Regions from separate parts of the Mus musculus genome. Here regions 2 and 3 are each linked to region 1. The links are chromatin loops, found by intact Hi-C in ENCODE. Cell type or tissue: left cerebral cortex. All regions are shown on one strand.

Evidence for each region. A loop is a pair of places that touch in the nucleus more often than their neighbours do. Peaks named below come from ENCODE experiments on the same cell type or tissue, not always from the same donor. Only the 100,000 strongest peaks of a DNase experiment are listed, where the experiment ranks them.
Region 2: a loop joins it to region 1, with 4 times the contacts of the local background. A loop is called at or near these places in 13 of 42 quality-filtered maps.
Region 3: a loop joins it to region 1, with 3 times the contacts of the local background. A loop is called at or near these places in 7 of 42 quality-filtered maps.

What each region holds. Positions count from the first base shown.
Region 1 is chr13:44,728,836-44,736,835 of GRCm38, forward strand. It overlaps Jarid2 (jumonji, AT rich interactive domain 2), which reads left to right and starts at 2,436. Exons shown (of 18, transcript NM_001205043.1): 1 at 2,436-3,081. The coding sequence starts at 3,037. In left cerebral cortex, CTCF peaks have their summits at 2,621, 2,821, 4,717 (motif pointing right) and 4,920; DNase peaks (open chromatin) are centred at 762, 1,102, 1,849, 2,152 and 7 more places; H3K4me3 peaks cover 5,527 bases; H3K27ac peaks cover 3,538 bases.
Region 2 is chr13:44,782,285-44,790,284 of GRCm38, forward strand. The region is part of intron 1 of Jarid2 (jumonji, AT rich interactive domain 2); the gene reads left to right. Among named protein-coding and RNA genes, the nearest start is that of Jarid2, 55 kb to the left of the region's middle. In left cerebral cortex, a CTCF peak has its summit at 4,209; a DNase peak (open chromatin) is centred at 4,200.
Region 3 is chr13:44,974,833-44,982,832 of GRCm38, forward strand. It overlaps Dtnbp1 (dystrobrevin binding protein 1), which reads right to left. Exons shown (of 10, transcript NM_025772.4): 5 at 7,909-8,000. Among named protein-coding and RNA genes, the nearest start is that of Dtnbp1, 23 kb to the right of the region's middle. In left cerebral cortex, a CTCF peak has its summit at 3,168 (motif pointing left); a DNase peak (open chromatin) is centred at 3,227.

The DNA of each region.
Region 1 (8,000 bases):
CCCCAAACTTGTCCAGAGAAACCACCAGAAACTCACCTTTGTTCTTATTTAATTGACTGGGGTCTGACAGATATGACATTACATTTGCACAAAGCTGTTTAAAATAATAACGACGTGGAGAAACAGACACCTCTAGTGTACAGGTCGTAATGATCCGAATGGGTTTGGAAAGCACCTTGTGTCAAGACGACCATAAAGTCACTTGGGTGGTCAAAACTGAACTGTAAAATAGAAATGTATTCGATCATTCCAACCAAACGGAAACAGTGAACAATTTGTGCATTATTTAAGACACACAGGCAATTAATTTTTCTGCTTGTAAAATGAACATGAGTTTTAGAAACTTAAAAAATAAGACAAATAATGAGGTATAACTTTTTAAAAATAAGGGTGTCTTATGTCAACTCATGAAACAGTCCAATAACCTGCATGGTTCTAAACTAGGGTTTTGTTACTTTATAATCCTCTCCATAAGCTTTGGCCGGAATCAACTTGCAGATGTGGAAACTGAGCAGCTTAGGAAAGCCATCGCTCAACTTGTCTGAAGTGGCCACTGTGACCTCTGAATCCATAGGTGTTAACTCGCTTTTTTAGAACCTTCTAGACACCATGACTAAGTTGCCCTGTTGCGACTAACAGTGGAATGGTCGTGACTCGGGAGTGCTTGTTTTGGGAACCGACTGCCCGGGAGGAGAGAGAGGAAGAAGCCAATGTGTGTCTGCAGGTGGATGGGAGAGGCTCCAAGCCTTTTCGCTTCCCTGAGGCTAGCCAGTCAGATTTGAAAAGCAGGACCTTGAAGACCATAGGTTAGAACCAGGAAATTAGCGCCGAGGCTGGGAGCCGTGCTAAAGTTCCTGCGAATGCCCCCGAGAGCGACAGCAGGGCCTGCGATCCATTGATCTGAGCGACTGGCGAGCCTGGGCAGGGCAGGGGCTGGGGCAGGTAAGGCTGCGGGGCACAGACCATTGGGCTCTCGGGCACTCAGTGTTCGAGACGCTTCCTTACGGGCTGCCTGTGTTGGGGGGTCGGTCTCCATTTTTCCGTTCACGGTTTCACCTCGGCGTTGGGAGTCTCGGTCGCGGACAGCCCTAGTCCTGAGGGTAAAGACCCCCTTCACCGTCTCCAGGGACGGCGGGGCTTCACCTCGGAGCCACCGGCGACGGCCTAGGGTCGCGTCGGCCCCGGGGACAGGGGCGGGCACGCGGGCCGGCGACCACGAGGCCGCGAGCTTTCGCCGGGAGGCTGCCCCAGCCGCGTCTGCCTCGCGCGTGGGGTCGCGTGCGGCCGCGGGCCGGCTTGGAGCCGTGACCTCGGACCACCCCGGCGGCCGAGCGGCCGCCCGCTTGCTCGGCACACGGGCGCTTGTCCTGAGGTGACACCGCCGGCAACGGCTGAAGCAAGCGGGCGCTGCCGATCAGCGAGTTCGCACCGAGCGAGGATCCCTCTTGGTGCGTGGCCCAGTTTGGCTGAGGACCCGCTCCAACCCCTCGCTGACACCGCCCCCCGCCGCCGCCGCCGCCACGCTCCGAGGCCTTTCCCCCGGGAAGCCTGGCGGCTTGCCCTCGCGGGCCCGCGGGCGCGCTCTCGCGCGCCGATTCCTCGATTCCACAGGCGGTTCGCGCCCGGGGTGGGGGCGGGGCGGGGCGCGCGGGGCCGGGCCGAGCCGGGCCGGGCCGGGAGGGCGGCCCCCGCGGGGAGGGGACTGGGGGGCGGGGCCGGCGTGGGGAGTTCCTCGCTCCCGGACCACACGCTCCGCGGGCCAATCCCGAGCCAGCCTCTAGCAGTGTCGCACGCGGGACACGTCCAAGCGTTTGTTGGCAGGGCCCGGGGAAGGGGGAGGGGGAAGCGATCGGGGAAAAGGGAGTTGAGTGACAGGAGGCGTGGGGCACGCTGGGAATTGTAGTTCTTCGCTTCCGTGGCCATAGCCATTTTGTAGTCAAGGGACTACAACTTCCAGAAGATCAAGGGGACTATTCTAAGGTGCCCCGGGAATAGGCGGCTCTCCCCCGGGCCGGGCGTCCTGGGGCACTGGTACCCAGCTGCCCGGCTGCAGGTAGACGTGAGGGCAGTGGCGAAGGTTTGCATGCGGCGACTGTTGGGTGAGCGGACTGCGGGTGGGGGGGGGGGGGGGGAAGGGGCTGAGGTGGAGCGACCGAGCGTGCCATGCATTGAGCTAGGGAGCCTCTCTCAATTCCACGACTGGGCTCGGCGTGGGAGAGGCGCCTGACGGGCGGCCCGCAGAGGCTTCGTGGAGGCCTTTCCGGGGTCTCGTCGACGGGGCTGCGGGAGTTCTCCGCACCGGGCCGGGGCTTGTGGGCAGAGGTTAGGCAGGCGTGCGGGGGGCTCAGCTGTGGGAGTTTTCGGCTGGCGGGAGGTGGCGAATTAGCCGAGGAGCCCTAACTTGTATAAAAGCAGAGTCCATTTAAAGTTGGGCTGGCTAGCCTCTCTCTCATTGGTTAAGGGGCTTGGAAAAAAGAGACTCGGCGAGCCCTCCGCTGTGGTGCTGCCGCCGCCACCGCCGCCGCTGGAGTTGACTCTTCTGCTCGCACTGCTGCTGCAGCACAAACGTGACTTCCAACATTTTAAATTTATCTTTTCCTTTTTTCTTCTTCAAGATGTAACTACAGATCAGATACTAAGGACCTTCACGTTTCGCTGATGTAGTTTTTGGAAGAAAAAGGGGGGGAGTGAAGGGCGTCGGTTTTTTTTTTTTTCTTCTTTTTTTTTCTTTTCTTTTTTTGTGTCTGTTGTATGTTTCGGGGGAAATTTTCCATTATGAGTGTTTTACTAAAGTGAATTTTTCTTGTTTGCTTCGCTCGTCTTTGGCTCTTTTTATATTTTTTCTTTTATCCTTCTCAATTTCGGATTTATTTCAAGGCGAATCTGGTTTTGGGGGAAGAGGAAGAAAAGTCGGATTACAAGATCAACCACCACCAACAACAATAAAAACCACCAGGATATTTTTTTGCAAATTTCTGACGGCTTTAAATTCATGAAGCAATTGTCCCCTTTTGCAATCAGCATTTGGATCTCAGAATGAGCAAGGAAAGACCCAAGAGGAATATCATTCAGAAGAAATACGTAAGTGCTCTTAACAACACATCCTTTGGCTTGCAGTTTTAAGCGATGGTTGTGAATGTCAAGTTTATAGATAATTCTGCAGCTGAAAGGTTTTAAACAGCGTCCGATAAAGCTCTTTCTTTTCCGAAAGGGCTTTTCAGGCAAAGTCGTGTCTGCCTAGTTTGGTTGAGAAAACAGACTGGTGTAGAGATACCTCAAGTATATAAATTGACCTCGAATGACACAACGTTGATGTAGTTTTGGTGAAAGGCAAGGGGTTTTGGTGGAGGTTGGGGTTCTGTGTGTGGGGGCCCCCGCAGTGATCTAACTGCATTCTCGGGCGGATTTGGTCCCATATTGCACTTTGCATACAAATGAGCCTGTTATTAGTGTTATTTGGAAAATCGTGTAAGGTATGTGTGTTGGAAGCTAAGTTGCAATCCAGAGTACGATTATGGCGATCTTCTAGCACTGGCACATCATTTAATATATGTGGCCCTTTTGGCTTATCTAGCTTGCAACATGACCCAGTTGGGAATCATGTTACTGGGAATGCATTTATTGGTATTGACTTTTATAAAGAGGCTGGTTTTGGTTCTAAAGATTCATGGTTTCTAGTTTGAGGGGAAAAACATAGCTCATGTAAAAGTATATGTGTGCCTGAGTGAATGCATGTTAATACGAATAATTTCTCCCTGAAAACTGGGTTTCTGAGATTGGGTTGTGATGGTTAGGTTTGTTTTGTGCACAGTATAGCAGCGTCTTGCTTGGCATAGGGAGTGTTTTTGTTTTGTGTAGTGGCTTTTTTTTTTTTTTTTTTTTTTTTGTAAGTTTGGGGGGAGGGAGTAGAGAGGGAAACCAGGGGATTAACCAAATATGCACTCGAGTGATCCGGTGGTTAGCTGCGTATGCTTTAGAGCAAAGTACACTTTTTTCCCCCAGAAAAAAAAAAGGCCCTTGAAGATAAATAAAGAACAATGCGACCCTATGAGAAAGTTTTATTTAACTAGGGTCGATGATTTGGTCTTAATATTTTTCCTTTTTGGTTAGAGAGGAGTGTATAATGGGAGATGACCTTCTGGGCAGTGGTTTTGTTAAATGTGTACACACACACACATTTAATGGAAAACCTGAATTTCTCCCGGAGAGCTGATCCTAATCTATACACGTAAACTTAACTTGAAAGAAACGTAAGATTAAATGAAGCTCAACTTACAAAGCCTACTCCATAAGGAATTTAAGAATTAAAATACATCCGCATTGCAGTGGGCCGGGTAAAGCGCAAAGGACTAGTTTAAACTCGATGTGTAGAAACTGCATGGACACACAGCCTTGCCTTGGAGCGTGGACTCCTTCCCAGAGCATGTCTCCTGACGTAGCCACAAAGGATATGGGGTAGAACTTGGGACGAGAACCCCCACCCTATCCCGGACCCCGATAAGTTGGAGAACACCGTGGGTAGGCATTTTGTTTTTTTGTTTTTTTTTGCTGGAGGCCAGCGGACCCTGTGGAGTCTGGACATCCGGCCGCAAGCCGGCGGTGGCTGTGCGAGGCAGAGCGTGAGTTGCTGCTGCGGGAGCCGAGTCTGCTCACGCGGTGCTCCGGACGCAGCCGGCCGGGAGGGTGCACGGGGCCCACAGCGCTTTGGGCCGTAGCCCGGGCTCGGGCCGCGGGCGCGCGGGCGGCCTGTAGGGGGCAGACTCCGGGTTGTGCTCTGGCTGGGCGGGTGGGTGGGGCTCGCGGGTGGCTCGGCGTGCTGACTCGGGGCGGGACGGGCTGGGTGAGTGAGGCTAGGGGGTGGTGGTGGTGGGGGTGAGGAAGGGAAAGATGCCTCGGGCGCCCCCCGCCGCGCGTAAGGCTCAGCTCTTACGCCGCCCTGCCCGCGGGCTCCAGCGCAGTCTCGAGCAACAGGTTAAGCAGGAGAGACGTCAGCGCGCCCCCTCCCCTCCCCGCGGCCTTCTTTTGCCTTGCGCCTTTGCACCCCCCATCCGGGCCGTCACGTCCTCTCTCCGCCCCTTGCCCCCAGTGGCTTTGAGTCCTCGGTTCTCCCCCTTCGCGAGCTGCCGCTGTCTGTTGTCATTGTGACGTCACAAAGGGACAGCCCAGTGGAACCTTCCTTTCCTCCGTGCTGTCAAAAGTCGGGCGGGAGGTTCCAGGCGCTGCCTGAGTAGGAGCTCCGGGAGTGCGGTGCTGTGCTGTGCGGTGCGGGGCGTGGGAGGAGGCAAGGGCCTGTGAGGGATGTGCCCGACCTGGACCTTCCGCTCTGAGTCAGTGTTCCAGGTCCCAGCAGGTGAGCATTGGGAAGCCTTTTACCCCTCACCGAGTGCCCTTGAACCTTCTCAAACTACTTAGGGGCAGGAGAGCAGGGGTGAGGCTCCTTAACAGGAATATTTTCACTCCACAGTTCTAGGTCTTTTGATTGTGGGACGTATCACTGTAATTCCCACTCACACCCATGCTAGTGAAAGGAAAGAAAATTGCATTTAGGAAGAGCTTTTTTTAACCTTCTATATGGTTGGAGTTTGAGGATTTTGTTACTTTGTTGCGTTGGGGTGCCTTTCCAGGAGGTGGCATGATAACTTTGAAGGGGATGTTGCATAGCATCAGCTGTTGCCTTAAGCTTTTCCTTGTTTTTGGGCAAGAGCTGTCTTGTCTGTGCCCAGTCATCTGCTCCTTACTGTATCTTGGGGACTCCGGAGAGGAAGGACTCCAAAGAGCACTTGATTTAGAGATCCACTGGGCTTAGTTCTTAACAGAATCAGTGGTTCAAAGTGGAAAGTCACAGCTGCTTTTGTCACTTTACTAAGTTACTGAGATTATGTGGGCGGAAGATAGAAAACAGTGTGCCGCTGTAAGTGGAAGGTGGCATTATTACTTGAGCTGGCTGGTGGAAGGTAGCATGCTTCCTGCAATTGGTCTCAAAAGCTTTACATGCCTTCGATTTAGTTTATTGCCTTAGCCAAGAGTTTGAGTGTGATTGTAGATGGAAGGCTTTGGGAGAAACTAGTATTATATTTCTTATTAAATGACATCCTTGAGAACCTCATAAATTGAAATATAATCCTGTCTTAATTGTGTTGGGCATGACTCCCACTACAGTACCTTAGATAACTGGAAAAGGGTGCCTTTCAGAGCCCCAATTCACTTGGACAATAAAACAGTTGCATGTTTCCCCCAGTGTGTATTTTCTGCCATCATTCCTGTAGATGGTTATTCTTAGGGGAAGTAGGGGATGATAACCAGGCCATTTGATCTTAGCTTGATACCAGATAGGAGCAGACACTTCAAAATCCAATGATCAGACTGGTGTTCAGGATGACTTTAGCAGAATTTGTACCCCTGAGTTATAATAATGTTAAAAATAGCACATGCCATGACATCCTCACATGTGGAAATCACAGGACAATGCTGACTCTGCACTTTCATCTTTACTTGGTGTTGAATTCAGAACTTAAGGCTTGTTTGGAAGACTTTACCTTTCCCTGTGGACAGAGTTGTGTCACCAGCTTAACCTAATCTGTTTAGGGATCAAGTTTTTCAAATTCCTCTAATTCCAGACTTGTAAAGTGGAGACAGTTAAAGGTCATCTTTAGTTACATATCCAGTCCCAGTTCATGCCCTTCTGGGCTCCATAAAAAACCTTCTCAAACATTCCCTGCTCCCTGTGTGGCTCAGTTGTTTTGTCTTAGCAAACAGGAATTCCTGTTTTCAGTCCCTATCTCCAAATACACTGGGCCCGATGGTATTGAATTAGGAGGTTTAAGGAGGAGGGTCAGGAGTTCAAGGTCATCCTGTTACATAGCATGTAGAAGGCCAGCAGCTGGAAATATGAGACCCTCTCTAAAACATACCCAAGACTACCCCAAGACCGCAGAAAGGGAGTTAACCTCATAAAGTTCAGAAACAGAGTTGTACTACAATTATAGCTGCAAATAGGTAGCTCAGTGCTGGAGTGCTTTCTTGGCATGGACAAAGTCTCAGGGGGTTAGATCTCTAGCACAAAAAATGGTCAAATGAAATGATTGCTGTCTTCTGTCATGGTTGGTACACACCTTTAACCCCCAGCACTGGGAGGCAGAGGCAGAGGTGGGCATGCATATCTTAGTTTGAGGCCATCTTGGTTTATACAGGAAGTTCCAGGCCAGCCAGGACTAGGTAGTGAGAATGTCTCCAAGAGTTAGCTTGCTTTTCCTTTGTTAAATAAACATGGTGGTATTTTACAGCTCTGAAGGGAGAATTGAAGTTGTTAGTTGCCTTGTTTTTCCTTTTCCCACATTTATAATACTTTACTTGTCTTGGAAAATCCTTTCCTTTCCCAAGGAGTCTAGGGTGGAAATGCTTTATATTTGGTAGAATTTAGGGTCTTGCATGTGCTAGGAAAGCTGTGGTACCAAACAACCCCAGTTGTAGGTGGCAGCAACGTTGGACACCCACTATAAGAATGGCATACAGAAGCAAAGCCAGGTTGATGATGCGTTAAATTTAAAATGGATAATAATATATGTTCAGGTGGGTTCTTATTTTCTGGGTTGTTTATAATTAATATTTCATGCCCATTGATGTTTTGCCTGCATGCCTCTGTGGATATCCTGAAACTGGAATTAACAGGATGCCATGTAGGTGCTGCAATGTAGGTGCTGGGAATTGAACCCAAGTCCTGGAAGAGCAGCCTCTGCTCTTAAACTCTGAACCATCTTTCCCGCCTTTATTACTCTTTTTTAAAGGGCTGATATTTCTACAGATATATCCACACAATCTTTTTTTTTTTTTTTTTTTTTCCTAGACAGGTTTTTCTCTGTATCCCTGGCTGTCCTGGAACTCACTCTGTAAACCAGGCTGTCCTCGAACTCAGAAATCCACTTGCCTCTGCCTCCCAAGTGCTGGGTGTGTTCTACCACTGCCCCCCCCCCCCAAAAAAAAATTAAATTATTTGTATGTGT
Region 2 (8,000 bases), 53 kb after region 1:
AAAATTAACTAAAGAAATTAACTCAGTCAAGTTTAATCTGTTCTAGTAGCCTGCCTCCCTCGCAATAGGGGTTGGGGAGGAAGGAAAGAATGATGTTCTTTAGATTGGAGCATTGGAGTTAGGACTCTTGAGTTAAGGGGCTTTCCATAGCCTAGATTGCAATGTTCCCTTACAAAGAGCTTTCTACCAAGTCTGTGGGTTCATCTTGGTTTGAGACTGTAGCATTTATAAGCAACAAATCTGTTATTAACTTGCATTCCTACCCTCCTCCTCCTCCTTCTTCTCCTCCTCCTCCTCCTCCTCCACTCCTCCTCCTCCTCCTCCTCCTCCTCCTCCTCCTCCTCTTCTTCTTCTTCTTCTTCTTCTTCTTCTTCTTCTTCTTCTTCTTCTTCTTCTTCTTCTTCTTCTTCTTCTTCTCTTCTTCTTCTTCTTCTTCTTCTTCTTCTTCTTCTTCTTCTTCTTCTTCTTCTTCCTCTTCCTCTTCCTCTTCTTCCTCTTCTTCTTCCTCTTCTTCCTCTTCTTCCTCTTCTTCCTCTTCTTCCTCTTCTTCCTCCTCCTCCTCCTCCTCCCCCTCCTATTTTTGTTTGTTTGTTTGTTTTTTGAAACAGGGTTTCTCTGTACAGCCCTGGCTGTCCTGTAATGCACCTTGTAGATCAGGCCACCTCGAACTCAGAAATCCACCTGCCTCTGCCTCCCAAGTGCTGGGATTAAAGGCGTGCCCCACCACACCCGGCTCCTTCTCCATTTCTAAGCACTTCTAAGATTTATTTCTATGTATATGAGTGCATTGTAGCTGTACAGATGGTTGTGAGCCTTCATGTGGTTGTTGGGAATTGTATTTAGGACCTCTGCTCGCTCCGGTCAGGCCCCCTCGTTCAGTCCCTGCTTGCTCCTGCCCAAAGATTTATTTATTATTATACATAAGTACACTGTAGCTGTCTTCAGGCACACTAGAAGAGCGCATCGGATCTCGTTATGGGTTGTTGTGAACCACCATGTGGTTGCTGGGATTTGAACTCGGGACCTTCGCAAGAGCAGTCAGTGCTCTGAACCATCTCTCCAGCCCCCTACCTCTCTTCTTAGAAATGTTACTGGCAGCTATGGAACTTGAAGTTGCTGCACCCTCCCTTCCCCATATTGTTTGTGTGTTTGTTTTTGTTTGTTTGGTGTTTTGTTTTTGTTTTGTTTTGAGACAGGGTTTCTCTGTATATCCCTGACTGTCCTGGAACTAACTCTGTAGACCAGGCTGGCCTTGAACTCAGAAATCTGCCTGCCTCTGCTGGGATCTGCTGGGATCAAAGGTGTGTGCCACCACGCCCGGCTTGTTTGTATATCCTTGGCTGTCTTAGAACTACGAAGGCGGAAGATGTCATTTAAGGACCCCCTCCCCACACACCCACCCCCAAGTGCTGGGAGTACAGATCTGTGCTGCTTTCTTTCCCCAGCTATCTTCTCTACTTACTTTACTTCCTTCGGATGGATAGACAGATGTAGACTCAGATTGACAAGGAAAATGGAGCTTTAAGGAACCGGGCAAGTGTAATTTCGCCAATTCTGTTTTAGCTGGTGTGTGCTTGGTCTACACACATTTAATTTCTCATTTTCTCATGCAGTGCTCTATTGAGAACCAATGTCTTGTCTGTCATGAGGCATTTTTGGGTGTTTGTGTACCTGGGGTTTTAATCATGAAGTGCCAGTTCCCATGTAGGGCTTAGGACAGTTTTGATAGATTGCATTGGTGACTTGTGTAGAAGAGATCCAACTTTTCTGGGAAACTTGAACTTTTGATCTGCACCAAAGCTCCATGAGTTGCTGTTCAAGTCTTACTGAGACATGGATGCCATGGCTGAAAGAACACTGGACTTGTCAAATGAAGAGTGTAATGTGCAAATACAGCAATCGGTGTTTCTCTGTGCTACTGAGTTTTTGACTTGCAAATCTTGAGAACTGGAGGTCTTGGTGGAAATGCTTTCAGGTCTACAGAAAGAAGCTTGTTAAATTTTAAGAAGTAATTATCTGAGTACTGTGACTGCTGTGGGGAGGGACCCAATGGAAATCTCCTATTTGGGGGTCTCTCTCTGCCCAATGTGTTTGTGGGCCTGCATCTGCTCCATCAGCTGCTGCTGGGGCCCCTGATGATTGAGCTCAGTACCAATTTTGACTCCTGGCAGCTGGGATGGCTTCTGGTAGAGCGAGAATTCATCACCCTTATTCTATTTCTTCCTAAATAATTTTTAAATGTAGGCCAAATTTCGAATAAACACAACAATTGAAAGCAGTTCCATGTTTCCTGACTGTAGAGAATGAAGAGCTAACCTCATTCTCTGAGGAATGTCAGCTATCCACAGAACTGGTGTGAATTGGTTGGGAAAAGGTCTGGAAAAGCTCACACTCTGAGGGTGAGTGACCTTGGGTTAGTCATTTAGCCAGGAAAGGAAGCATGCAAAAGCCTAATAAAGACTCACAGGTTTTTTATCATATGGTAGCCTTGGTCTTTCAATGACTAATGTCTGGTGTGGAATGCCTTTTTTTGTTTTTTGTTTGTTTGTTTTGTTGAGTCTCCCAAGTGCTGGCATTAATTAAGGGGTGAGCCACCACTGCCCGGTGTGGAATGACTTCTTGAAGATTCATTCATTCTTTCTCTCTCTCTCTCTCTCTCTCTCTCTCTCTCTCTCTCTCTCTCTCTGGGGGGGAACAATCTTTAATGACCATGTCGGTGATTCATTATGGAGGTGGGGTGGCACCAGGGTGTGGCAGACATGCCAGAGTTGTCCCTGTCTTCTCCAGCAGCCTCTAGCTCCTGAGGTAATCTGTATTTGCCAGACTTTCTTTATCATGAAGATGGGGGTATTAATGTCTGCTGGTTGAGGGTTCAAGATGACACAGTTGTAGCTGATCCTCGGCTAATTCCTCCAATCTGGCCAGATGTCGTAGCCTGGCTTGATGGCAACTCGCTACCCATGTCCTGCTTTCGTGTTCAGTTGGAGTTGGGTCCATAGTGTGGGCTCATTGATGGCGTCTGGGTTGGTGGACTCAATCTCTCAGCATGATGGCACCTCTGTGGGACTCCAGGAGCGAGTCCTTGAAGATGCTCTTAAGTATTGGTTTGGGTTCATACTTATGGGTTCCATCAGTTTTAATTCTGTCATGTGCTATCAACTTTGACCTCTTGATCGTCTCTGAAGTTACCTGAGAAAGTAGCAAGATACAACTCTCAGGCCAGTCAAAAAAAACCCTGTACTAACACACTAGGTGTTACTACTCACTCAAGGTCGTCATTTGACTAAGGCATGTTTAAAGGTGATGTGTGATTTGCAGGAAGACCATAGGAGTTTTTGTTTGAAATCACAAACATTCAGCAATAAACCTGTATTTTTTCCTGTTGAACATAACTTTTATCTTGTATATATAATTAGTAATACTTTTCTTCCTCCAATTTACCCAAGTTGCCTCTCACATAACTAAAAGGCCATTATCCCAGTCAGAAGCAAATTCTTAATACGTGACTGTATCTGTATTTTTTAGTTGGTTCGTTTTTCATTGTGGAAATTTCTACTGTGAGAAGATACATGGCTCCCTGGCATTTGTTTCGTCTTCCCACCCCCTGATGTCCTGAATCAGGGCATCAATTGCACACTGCTTTAGTGAAGGGTTGTGTGGATGGTCAGGGAACTGAGGATAGACAGGAGATTTTTCTATGCTTGGTCCTAGCATAGAAATGTTTGCTTATGTTTTCTCATTCTGTTATGTGTGTTGTGTGTTCCTTGCAGATGAGGTGAGAAATTTACTAGGGAGGTAGGCAAGTCTGTTTCTTCTAGTGTTGGAATTTACTGATGTTTCTAGGCTTCGAGCATTGCTAAAAGAAAGCCAAAACAAAACAAACATGACAGCTGTGAGAGAGTAGGAATGATTAAACAAACATCTTGATCTGCCTTTGTATTTAAACTTCAAATACAAAGCTGAGATTCCGGCCCAGCTGGAGGACGAGTGGCTGTAGCAGCATATTAGATTTGAAAGGTGAGTGTAGGGGAGCTGTGTTTGCTGAACAGAGTTCTCAAAATGTTCCTGAGATGTTTACAGAAAACAGCAGGATTTTAGTTTTTTGGACATTGGAACAATTTACAGATCCATTAAGAACAGGCTAGGTCGCTGGGTGCTGGTTTTCTTGGTGATTTTGCTGCCACCTGTCTTACAGCAGGAGAAACACGCCTTGGAGATTTTCAGTCCACATTGAGGCTGCTTAGTGGCCAGTCTAGGAAATGGCCACTCTCTTGCTCTGCCACACATCTCCTGTGGCTCCCACAGTGCATGTACCACCCCAGTGCCTCTCAGAGGAGCGTTTTTTGAGCAGGGAAACTGTACAGCGATTGTATAGGTCTGGCCTGTCCTTTTTTTTTTTTTTTTTTAATAAATCCTGGAATAGTGACAGTGAAGGGTGGGAAAAGGAATAGAAATGTAGAAATGCCTTGGGATACCTGCCTTGCTCAGGATGTAAGTGCTGTCTTTGATCTTAGAGGGTACTTTGGGGTAGGCAAGAAAGGAGTGTGGTGTTTGTGGGGATTGAGAAGAGAGCTGGACTTTAGATACCCATAATGGCCTGGTCAAAGGCTCCCGTGAATCCCAAATGCTCTGCATTTCCTACTAATTTCTGCTTTCTTTGTTGTGCATGCCTTTAAAGACGTATTTTCATATGCATTGCCTGCATGAATGTTTGTGTGAGTATGTCAAATCACTTGAAGCTAGCTGGAATACAGACATTTGTAATATTGTGCTTTATGGGTGCTGGCAATTGAAACTGGGTCCTCTGGAATAGCAGCCAGTGCTCTTAACCGTCCCTCCAGCACAGGCCTGGAGAAGAGTATGATTCTTTATCCTTTAGAGAATAGGATAGTTCCTAACAGAAGAGAAGAGATAGCTACCGTATTATACAGTGGCATAGAATTCAGAATCGTCTATATCGAGGACATTGGTGTGCAAGCACAGATGTTTCTGTTTCTAGACACAGGAAGGTTTCATGTTGGTGGCGCTGTAGTTCTCACATCTTTTATGTGTCTGTGATGGCACTAGATATTCACTATGTAGCATGAAATAACAGTGCTTTCCAGACTAAATTTAAGAAGAATGATATTTGATATTCAATAAATATCAAGAGAAGAGCTAGCCCCTACTTAGCTTCATGGGGTAAAATCCTCCCTAGTCAACGTTCAGGGTACTTAAATTCTATGCAGTCATAAAGTTCTTGGCTTAGCTTCATTGCTTACCTTCTTATTTCTGAAAAGTTCAGGCTACTGGCTGTTTATTGGAACTGCTGGGAGCTAAAAAAGAAATGGTTAGAAAATGAATTGGGGTAACTGTGGTTTGATTATTTTCACCAGAGGAGACAGCTCTCTTAGTATAAAAACCAGCTAGTATTTATTAGGTCACTAGTTCCTCTCATTGGCTTAGATTTTTTTCTCAAAATGTTTCAGATTCAAAGATGACACCTTTTTAGGTAGAAACTACCTTCTTCTGGGTGACTACTTATCCAGATGAACCTTAATGGGCAAAAAAATAAATAGGCTATGGTCCTAGAAATACATGACTGGGACTGGGAAATGGCACTGTTGTTTAATTTTCTTCACATTCCAGGACATAGTATTTAAGATGTAGGTAATGTTTTGGTGCTGATCCAAGCCTCCAACAAGTCTGATTTAAAACAGAGAAGCCTTGCATTTAATTATGCAGCTCATGGGACACAAGGATAGGAATAGGAAGAATCCAAGTGCAGTGTATTACTAATTTAGGGTGGCTTTCTGGCTGGGGGAAGCAAGGGTTTCTATCGTGTAAGTGGGTTGAAGTAGGTATAGTCTGACTGTTCACTATCCGATGGCCTCCAAATCTGATGATTTGGAGGTTTTTTGGAAACCTACTGTGCTTTAAGCTCATCTGGTATTCATTATGTACAATGAAGTCCTTAAACAAGATGAAACTGTATAGCTAATGACATAAAATGCTTCCTCCTTATCTAATCAGGAAACTATCTTGAGTTTCTAGATTAGATGTTATTCAGAAAGGATAATATAGGGAATAATTACTCTGTATTTCATTGGAAGAATTTGCCACATGGTCTGTAAGTCACATTGCATATGAAAATAAAAATCAAGAGCAGTCTTTAGTAGTTTCGTAAGAATATGATACTTTTGTTTTTTTTTTTTAAGCTTGCATATAAAATATGATATGTAGTGTGTAGCAACTTTGTGGTGTTGGTTCATTTGTCAGTTTTGTTTGGCCATTACAAAATTTTAGAGTTTAAATTTAGTAACAGGAGGCAGTGTAACTGATTCATGCAGGCTGTATACGTGTTGACTGTACAAGGTGGTGTTTTGTAGTAGTGTATTCTAAGTAAAATGAATGTGCCAGAAACTCAAAAAAAAAAAAAAAAAGAAAATAATTAGATCTCTGTAAGATTTTATGTTAGATCTCTTAACATTTTCACTTCTAAACACTACCAGTCATAGAAAACCTGGCCCTTTACCAATCATAACATCAACACAGTCACCTGTGTGTGTGCACATGAATTCATGTGTGCATATGTGCATACGTGCATAAGCATGTGTCCCCACGTGTGTCGTCCTCCGTGTTTTTGCATATAGTGGTACATTGCTAAATTTTCTCACCCTGCTGGAGATGGATTCTCTAGGGCATTGCACATGTTAATTCGTTCATCTGTGAGCTATATTTTTAGCCTCAGAAATGATAAGATTCCGTTAGTGACATACCTGCTAATTTTGGCAACGAGGGTGCTTGGACTCTTGCAGTGCATTTTCCAAGGCTACTAATACTTAAGATTTGTGGGCTACAGCAATAAAGTTTGCTTGAACAGGAAATAGTGGTCCCCCCCTTTCCCAAATCATGAAACATACTTCACCTGTGCTCTGACTCATTTCTTTCTCTTGTTTATTTGTATTTGTGTAGTCCAGGCTGGCCTGGAACTCAGAGATCCATCAGCCTCTTCCTTCTAAGTGTCCAACTCAGCTGTCTGCTCATAGGTCAGGGTTAGTGTATTTCATAAATTGTCTCATGTCTCTTTCTTGCTGTGTTTGCTGTACTATTCTGATTTCAATGGCTGTATTAATAACAGTTAAAGATGGAGAAAGTTAGTAATAGATGTGAGCTATAAGAGCAGTCTACTTAGAAGGGGTTCTTGATAAAACAATGTATACTGCAGTATATTGCGCAGTGGATGGACAAATCTTCATAGCTCCTGTTGGGTAGTATAGTAAATGGATTCCTGGTGCAGTAGTGCACCTTTCAGTCTGGGATAGCACAGCTGCCCGGGACCAGGATTTCAAGGTTGGTCTGGGTAACTCAACGAAAAAACCCTCAAAACAACAAAAAATTAAACATAATTTTAGAAGAATCAAAGATAGTGTGGAATTATATAATGATTTGGTATTTTGCGCTCACGGATTAAAGACTTGGACACAAATGGACATTTTTTTTTCTTCTGCACACACACACCTCCGTGGACCTCTTGCCTTTGGAATTGTAGATTTTAGGTAATGGATGTACTTTGTGAACAATTAGCATGTTCAATATATTACTGGGTATAAGAGGCTATATTGTAGACAGTGTTTCACTGTACAGAACTGGCTGTCTTGGGACCTATTATTAGCCTAGGACCAAGCTAGCTTTGAATTTAGAAATGAACCTGCTTATTTATGCCTCCCAAGTGCTGGGATTAAAGGTGTGAGTTACCACACCCAGTTCATTTAGTGTTTTTTAATAATAGCATGAGAAATGTTTAATGTTAAGTGTTTAATGACTCTTTCAAGGATTAGTTTCTTACCAAATCCTGAGCAATATTTTTTGGCCAAGTGTCAGGAAACATCTGCATTAATCCCGTGACTGAAGCCAACTTCAAACAAGCAGCAAGTTAAGAATCCCTAGCTCACTTTGGCTGATCTTTTTATGAGCAATGTCTAAACCCTAACAGGTGGCACAAGGGAATTTAAGGATAG
Region 3 (8,000 bases), 250 kb after region 1:
GTTCCAGGACAGCCAGGGTTATACAGAGAAAACCCAAAAAAAAAAAAAAAAAAAAAAAGACAAGTCTGAGCAAGACCCCATCTTAACCACAACCACAAATGCACATGCATATGCACATGTGCGGACACACACACAGCGGGGTATAGTGACATGTGCCTTTAATCCCAAGCACTTGTGATGCACAGGCAGGCAGAACTCTGTGAGTTTGAGTCCAGCTGTGTCACATAGTGAATTCTAGGATAGCCAGAGCTACATAGTGAGGCTTTGTCTTAAAAAACAAAAACAAGACACCAAAAAAGCTGCCAGGCTCATTAAAATGCCTGTAATCCCAGCCCTTGGGAAGTAGAGGAAGAGGAGGAAGAGGAGGAGGAAGTGGAGGAGGAGGAGGCGGAGGAGGCGGAAGAGGAGGAGGCGGAGGAGGCGGTGGCGGTGGGCGGCGGCTTGGGGTTTCGAGAAGAACAGCACTATGTTACAGAAACTATCTCAAAATCTGACCAAAAGAGAATTCTGCTGACCAGTAATGTTCATGATGTAATACGTAAGAGCTCTGGATAAGAATGTTATAGATAAATTAATCAAAATATCAGTAGCATTCCCTTTTTCTCTAGTAAACTCACATAGCTACAAACTATACCTCAGGCTGTTTTTAGACTTAGGATCCTATATAATGAGGGGAAATAAATTTTAAATAGTTAAAAATTAGAGTCAAAAGTTACTCTATATTGGAAATTTGTTTTCAATTGTGTCTCCTATATATGGCAATCTCCAAGTTTACATTATAGTGCTGCTGGCTGACTATAGGCTAAATAGCCAGATATCTAATGCGTTGATCCTTAGGCAAGCCAATTAATGTGGGTAGAATTCTTTTCTAGGTTCAAATTGTGCTTGTATTCTTTAGTTAGTGACACGGACCAGGTAAACCCAGCTCGTGAGAAGAGGACATCGCCTGGATGTTCCTTTCTGCATCTTCCTGTTCTTTCTACCAAGTCTGGTTCCCAGCACCACATGGTGGCTCACAACTGTCAGTAACTCCAATTCCAGAGGATCTGACTCCTTCTGGCCTCCATGGGCACTAGGCACACATGTGGTGCATGATATACAACAGGCAGATGCCCACACATGTAAAAATTGAAAGAATATCCTCCTGAATAGACCAACAAACTGCAAAACAAGAAACATAGACTAAAGCTGTCTGGGTGGGTCACTCTGGGTCACTCTGTTCCTACCACCAGATCCTCACTTGTGTCTTCCCCTTTGAAAAGCTTCAAGCTTCCTGACTCCTCTCACACTGGAATTAGGCTTCTTAACTTGGCTTACAGGGTTACAACCTTTGGCCACAGTCTACTGTTACAATCTTACCACACCATCCAGCTGACATTCTACTTTATAACCAAACTGACCATTTCAACAAGAACCCTGTGTGCCCTGCCTCCATTCCGGCTGTGGCTGGGATGGGGCTGCTCTGATTGCCCCTTTCTCCTCCTCCCTCCTCCCTCCCTACCTTCCTCCCCACTCCCTCCTTCCCTCCTTATCCCCAGTGTCACACTAGGCTCCATGCTAGCCCTGGCCCAGACATTGGCTGTATTTTTATCCATGCTTCTAGACTTCATGAAGACTCACCTCACTGACACTCTGTGGCTACTTGTTCCTTCATCCCCCCCAGGAGTCAGCTAAGGTCTAAATACTGCATCCTGTGTCTTTGTATTGCCTAACACTTAATCTGGGTAGCCTGGGGAATTCAACAAAATTCTGGCGATTTTATTATTCTATGATTCATATTAATCTAAATTAAGAACTTATGTCAAACTTTGTAAAAGACTAACTTAAAACAGAGGACTTAGGAAACATTAAGTCACGTGATGCTACCTTCCTAGTCGCATCAAACTTTACCACCTGATCCTAAATTGGAGCAGAAAAGGCAGTGGGAATTGTTCCATGTCAAGTCTTCCTTTTGTTTAGTGAGACAGGGTTCCAGGCTGCCCAGCTGGCTCTGTACTCATGGTCAAGGATGGTCTTCCTCTGCCTCTCACCTGCCAGGAGGACAAACAGCTGCCACTGCACCAACTCTGCATTCCAACTCACACCAAACCAAGTCAGTAAAGTATAGGAAAAAATGTTACATTTATACCTTTTTAATTAAATTATCATGAATAGATACATGATATGTATTCCAAATATTTATTTTAAATTTGCAGAAATTTAACTACCCTAATACAACCTACTCACCTGCTACAATACCAGCTACACAAATGAGTAAATGTACAACTTAGAATACACACACACACTAGCAAGGCTCCACAGACAAGGAAGTCAAGCCTCAGCATTCTCTCAGCATCCTGCTCACTCTAACAGCATGTCTCTTTAAGTGACTGGTGGAGACAACAGGGAATTTCACTGTGAGAGCCACTTGGGAATGCCTGACAGCTGTGCAAGAAAGAGCTCCACAGATCTTGGTGAGAAGACCACCCCAGAGGGGAACAATTCAGCCTGCAATTTTCCTTTGTGCCATTTGTTTCAAGTAGATATGATCCGTACGTAGTACAGCCTGAGATGTGAAGATTGAAGTAGCATACTAAGATTATTTCACATTTAATGAGCTTCTTTCTAATCAAAATAATTAGCCTCACAGAACAAAGGTGTCTTCTTTGTCTGCATACTCATAGGTCATAGGGGCCAGGAGCTAAAAAATGGAAAACTCTTCAAATGCTTGCGCCCCACTTTTATGTACTGAGGCAATACAGTAATGATGATATGCTAATAAGGAATCTTTAAAAGGTGCATTAACTTGCAAAAGCCATTAGAGAACAAATGAGATTCTCATAGTAGACTAAAAAGGTGCCGAGAGAGTTGCTGTACCCTGTGATGGGACTAACCCTGGAAGGAACTTGGGCAAGCTGATCTGGTTTGTGAAACACAGCCATTAAAGTTCCTACTAGATGCTCTCACAGTCTATATAGAGAAAGCCACACAGTGATAGAAGACCCATCAAAAGCAACACAGAAACTCAATATATGGCTGCTACCTATCTTAGAATTAGTGGACTGTTCTATTGTAGACAAAGGAACAATCTTCAAGCAGATCACACAAAATTAAGTAATAGAAAAAACAGAAAGACAAGGCCTTGACAGTTTAAATTTGCTAAAGGAACATGATTAGACTGCCCTCTAGTGGAAATTCAAGAGAACTCAATAAGTGAAGGGTTTTTTATTTTTTTTTCCTACTTCACCAGATCACACTGAACTGAAACTCAAATTCACCCTTTGGCCCAGGTGCTTGCAACTCAAGGCCCTCCTCCTACCTCAGCTTCCTAAATACTGGAATGAATATATTTAGCTTCCTAAATATATGCATGAAGCACCATGCCTAGCAATAACAATACAGTGCTTTCTGGACTCATATGTCCTAGTCTTTGATTAGAGTACATAGTGACTATTTCATCTAATACGAACTCTGTTTTATCCTTAAAAGCATTTCTCGATGCACAAACTACTACGCTGTTTATCCTGTCACATTTGGATGGATCTTTTAAAAGATGAGTCTCATGTAACACAGGTAGCAGAGGACGGCTGTGAACTTCAGATTCCCCTGCCTCTCCCTCCCAAGTGCTGGGATTGCGCTGTGCATCGACGCTGGCTGCTGATTTATGCTAGACAGCGGTTGAAACCCGGGGCTTCCTGCATTCTAGGTAAAAGCTTTACAAACTGAACTACATCCCAGCCCTCATCTTCCAACACTTAATATCATGGTTTTGTCTCCCAATCTAAACTACATAGTATCCATCTTTTGTTACAAAAAGAAAGAAAGAAAGAAAGATTTTGTAAATTTGCCAAGTTAGACAAACTTCTAGTAGATTGTCAGTCCCCTCATGGCAGACACTCAGGCTTGCTCTAGAGCACAGTACGCAGGGCCACAGTACACAGGAGAGACATAGTAGGCACTGTGCTAAGTGAGTTGACATTGTCATCTCAGTTAATCCTCCAACTACCCTCACAAGCAGGTCCCTGGGGGACTGGTTCCCACAGATGATTTAAAATACCAAATACAATGTAGAAGATATTATGTGAATGCCTGTAGTGCATTATTTAGGAAATGACATGATTGGGGAAAAAATTGTATATGTGTTCAATATAAGCAATTTTAAATAAATATTTTCTGTGTCCAGTTGGCTGAATCTATGGATGCAGAACCTACTGCAGGCATGGAGGGCCAGTTTATCCTGATCTTCATTTGTAGCAGAGAACGAAGCAAGGAACACTGTCTCAGAGATCAGAGTTCACATCCAGTTTCTCACTTTCCAGCATACCTTTATCTTTATTTCCTAAATCGCAGTCTTACCAGTAGCTATCAATTAAACAAGCATTTGTAAGCTAGATGGACCACATCCAAAAAAAAAAAAAAAAAAAATCAATAAGAATGGATTAGCCTTTGCTACTTAACAATTCCTGAGGGGCTAGGTTTCCAAGACTCCTATTTATTAAGCCACAGGCTAGCACAGCTGAAAGCATCATGACATAATATAGATCCCTTACTCTTATAAGGCAGATCATCCAGAAAACAATGCCAAGACCAAAAGATGTACGATGCCTGGAAAATGGAGAGAACGAGTGGATAATGTATTACATCCCACAGAGCCAGGAAAACAAAAGTCAAAGTTGGGATAATAAGATAGCCATTGGCTAGAGCTCTCCGTTCAGAACCTAGGCTCAGATCTCCAGAACCCATTTTAGAAGCCAAACACTGCAGTCCCCATCTGTAACCCCAACACTACCACAGGGAAATGGGCAGTAGAGACTAGTGAATCACCGGAGGCTCACAGGCCAGCTAGGCCAACACAGACAGAAGGAAAGTGGGAAGAGACACTCAAGGTTGCCCTCTGACCTCCACATGCACACCACAGCATGTATGCCCACACTCAAACTCATGAATGTAGTCACGGGAGGGCAAATGGGGATGTGCGCGTGCGCACACACACACACACACACACACACACACTTTAAAAAAAATCACAGTTAAGGTCAGTTACTATTTTCTTCTAAGTTGCATTTAAATTTTGGTATTGTTTAACTAGTTAAGCCTTGTGAGATGATGCCCAAATTTTTAGGTTATGACAGGGCACTTAATATTTTGAAGCTATCAAAAAGGAAACTCAATAATGTATGAATTATCATTTGAAACACTAAACACTTCCAGAACCTAAGAATGATGCCCGAGCTCACTGAATATTAGTTCCTAAAGTACATCAATGACAAAGACATTTTTAAAAAGCTAACCCATAAAACCAGGTTTTATAAAGCTTCCATTATGGTATCAGTACTGATTCTATGAAATTAAGTTGTTTAGATAAAAGTGTTACAATTTCAAAACAACTTTCTTTGAGCATATTCTGTGTTGACAAGATGCTATCTCACATGGTCATTCACTATTTTTTGGTATGGCTTTGTTTTGTTAAGACATGGTCTTATTCTTAGCCAAGGCTTTCCTGGAATTCACTGCGTAGCCCAGGCTGGCCTCTAACTAGTGGTGATCCTTCCTCGTCCTCTCAGTCATTCAATATCTCTAGCCTCGAAACACAGTATATTTTAAGAAAGACTTAGGCTGCAATTCCCAAATAAAAATAACTATGAAAATACTTGTAACATAATGTATACAACTAGTAAGTGGCATTAACAAAGGAACAACTACAAAGAGAAAATATTCTCCTTTGTGGGAAGAAGGGGACAGTCAGTATAAAACAACGATGATCAAGTGACTGGGAAAGGCTCGAGCAGGTGAGCTGAAAGGACGTGGCTAAGAACGGCAATGTCTACCAGTTAGAAGGATTGCTAACGACAGGGAGAAAACCAACAGAAAGGGAACAATGCAGGAGGGCCAGAGAGACAGATGTTCTACATTTCTCCTCAGACACACGGTCCCCTTTCTAGGTCATGCTTTCAGAAACAACTCTCAGGCCCAGCAGGTCTCTGTAAGAGCCTAGGACATGAAGACCACAGTTTCTGAAGGCTGCCTTCCTACTGCCTCATCACCCAGAGCACAGCTGTGTTGTTAATGTCTCACTCACTGTGAGGCCCTAACCCAGTCCCAGCCTTTCTTTCTGTAGTAGAGAGCAGGGATGGTAAAGGCTCATTTGTGAGGTTCTTGTAAGAACTAAAATGGTCTCTGTGAAGTGCCCAACAAAGCTCTCCGTCGTGTAGCTGCTACCAGCCGGGCAGTAGTCACAGGGACAGTGTCCAAGAGAGCTCTGTCTATTTGGACACAGAACACTGCTCTATGATTTGCTGATCACTCTCTGCAGACCCACTGGTGACTGCTGTAGAGGAGGGGACAGTGAAAGGTGAGAAGGAAAGGTGCTCTGCTCCCCACGGGACTGCATGAAGAGTTATCTTCTGTGCATGCAGTTCCCATTCCCCGCATCCATCCAAACTTAAGCTAAGGGAGAAAAGAGTGTTGAATAAAAGTTAAAGGGAGCCACCATCTTGGACTAGGCATCTTCACCAGTCACTCGAGCTGACATCCCACCGCACTGAAGTGAAACTGAGTGGTAGCCTGGCTCTTAGCATGGTGACAGCCCCTCAGCCTTAAGCTTACCCACACCCAACGGTCCCTTCCACCTTTGTGTCACACACACACACATGTCCCTTGTGAAAGGAAATATGCTACACTTTCCTGTCTCTCTCTCCAGAGAAAGAAGGAAGGACAGAACGACAGTCGTAAGGATAGATATAAGCATAGTACGAGATATGGAAATAACATAATGAAACCTATCGCTTTGTTTGCTAGACCTAGTAAGGCAATTCAAGGACCTGCCTCCCTGTCCCTGCCTGGCAAAATAATTTTGAAATGACTAATACATTTTAATTTTTGTTTGTATTTCCTTACTTTCTTTTTTGTCTGTAAAAGCACTAGTAAACTAATAGTGTTCTATTTTAGAATTAAAATAAATTACAATTTAGAATTTAAAAAGTAAAGCCATTTTGTGATCTTTACGTTGTTCTAATTTTGTCCTTTGAGAGCAGTGACCCACAATATTACCTTCATGTGTACATGCATCAAACACAACAGATAATTCTCTGAATATAAACCCATCCAAATGAAAAATGAAGAAAACAAACTTCCACAAACTTCAAATGCAGCAGAACTCATCTGACCTCATGTCTATCGCCTGAAGGGTAAAAACATACTGTAAGACATGAATTTCTGAAAGCCTAAATTCTAAAAGCAATGTTTGGAGGACATCCTCTGGCCAGGATAGTTACTGTAAGTCCAATTCATTCATTCATTCATTCATTCATTCATTCATTCATTCATTCATTCATTCAACTTACACTTTTAAACAAAAGACCTAATGACAGTCTTGAGTTATTTTAAAAAAAGATCAACAAAGGCTGGCAAGCTGATTCAGCCAGCAAAATGCTTGTAGCTTAAGCAAGAAGATCGGCCTGAGTTGGATCCCCAGTACATACATAAAGTGCCAAGCAAAATATCTTGCTTCTAATCATGGCACTAAGGAGCCAGAAACAGGCAGATCCCTGGGGCCCATTGGCTGGCCTCACCAGTGAGTATCATGGCAAAATGAGAGATACTGTTTCAAAGTCATAATGAAACATCCCAAGAGCTCTGGAGGAACAACACCCCCACCCCCACCCCACTTGACTCCCCTCCATATGCAGAAGCACCTGTATGCATACAAACATTTGGGCAGACATAGGCAAATAGGTAACACACACAAAGCAACAAAACTAAAATTATTTCCTTAGCTTACTGTAGGCAGAAAGCATTAGTGGTAAATTTTAGAAATGAATACATTTCTATATAACAATAAGAATGCACTATTATTTTCAAAGCAATAGCTGAGAATTGATGAATTCTTGGAGGGCTTTGAAACTGCTCTCACACACAGGCCACACTTACCCAGGCTTGCCATCAGAGACTCCAAGTCCTGCAGGAGAGCGGGCAGCTGCTGCAGCTGCCCCTGCAGCTCGTTCAGGCTGGTCCTCTTCTTC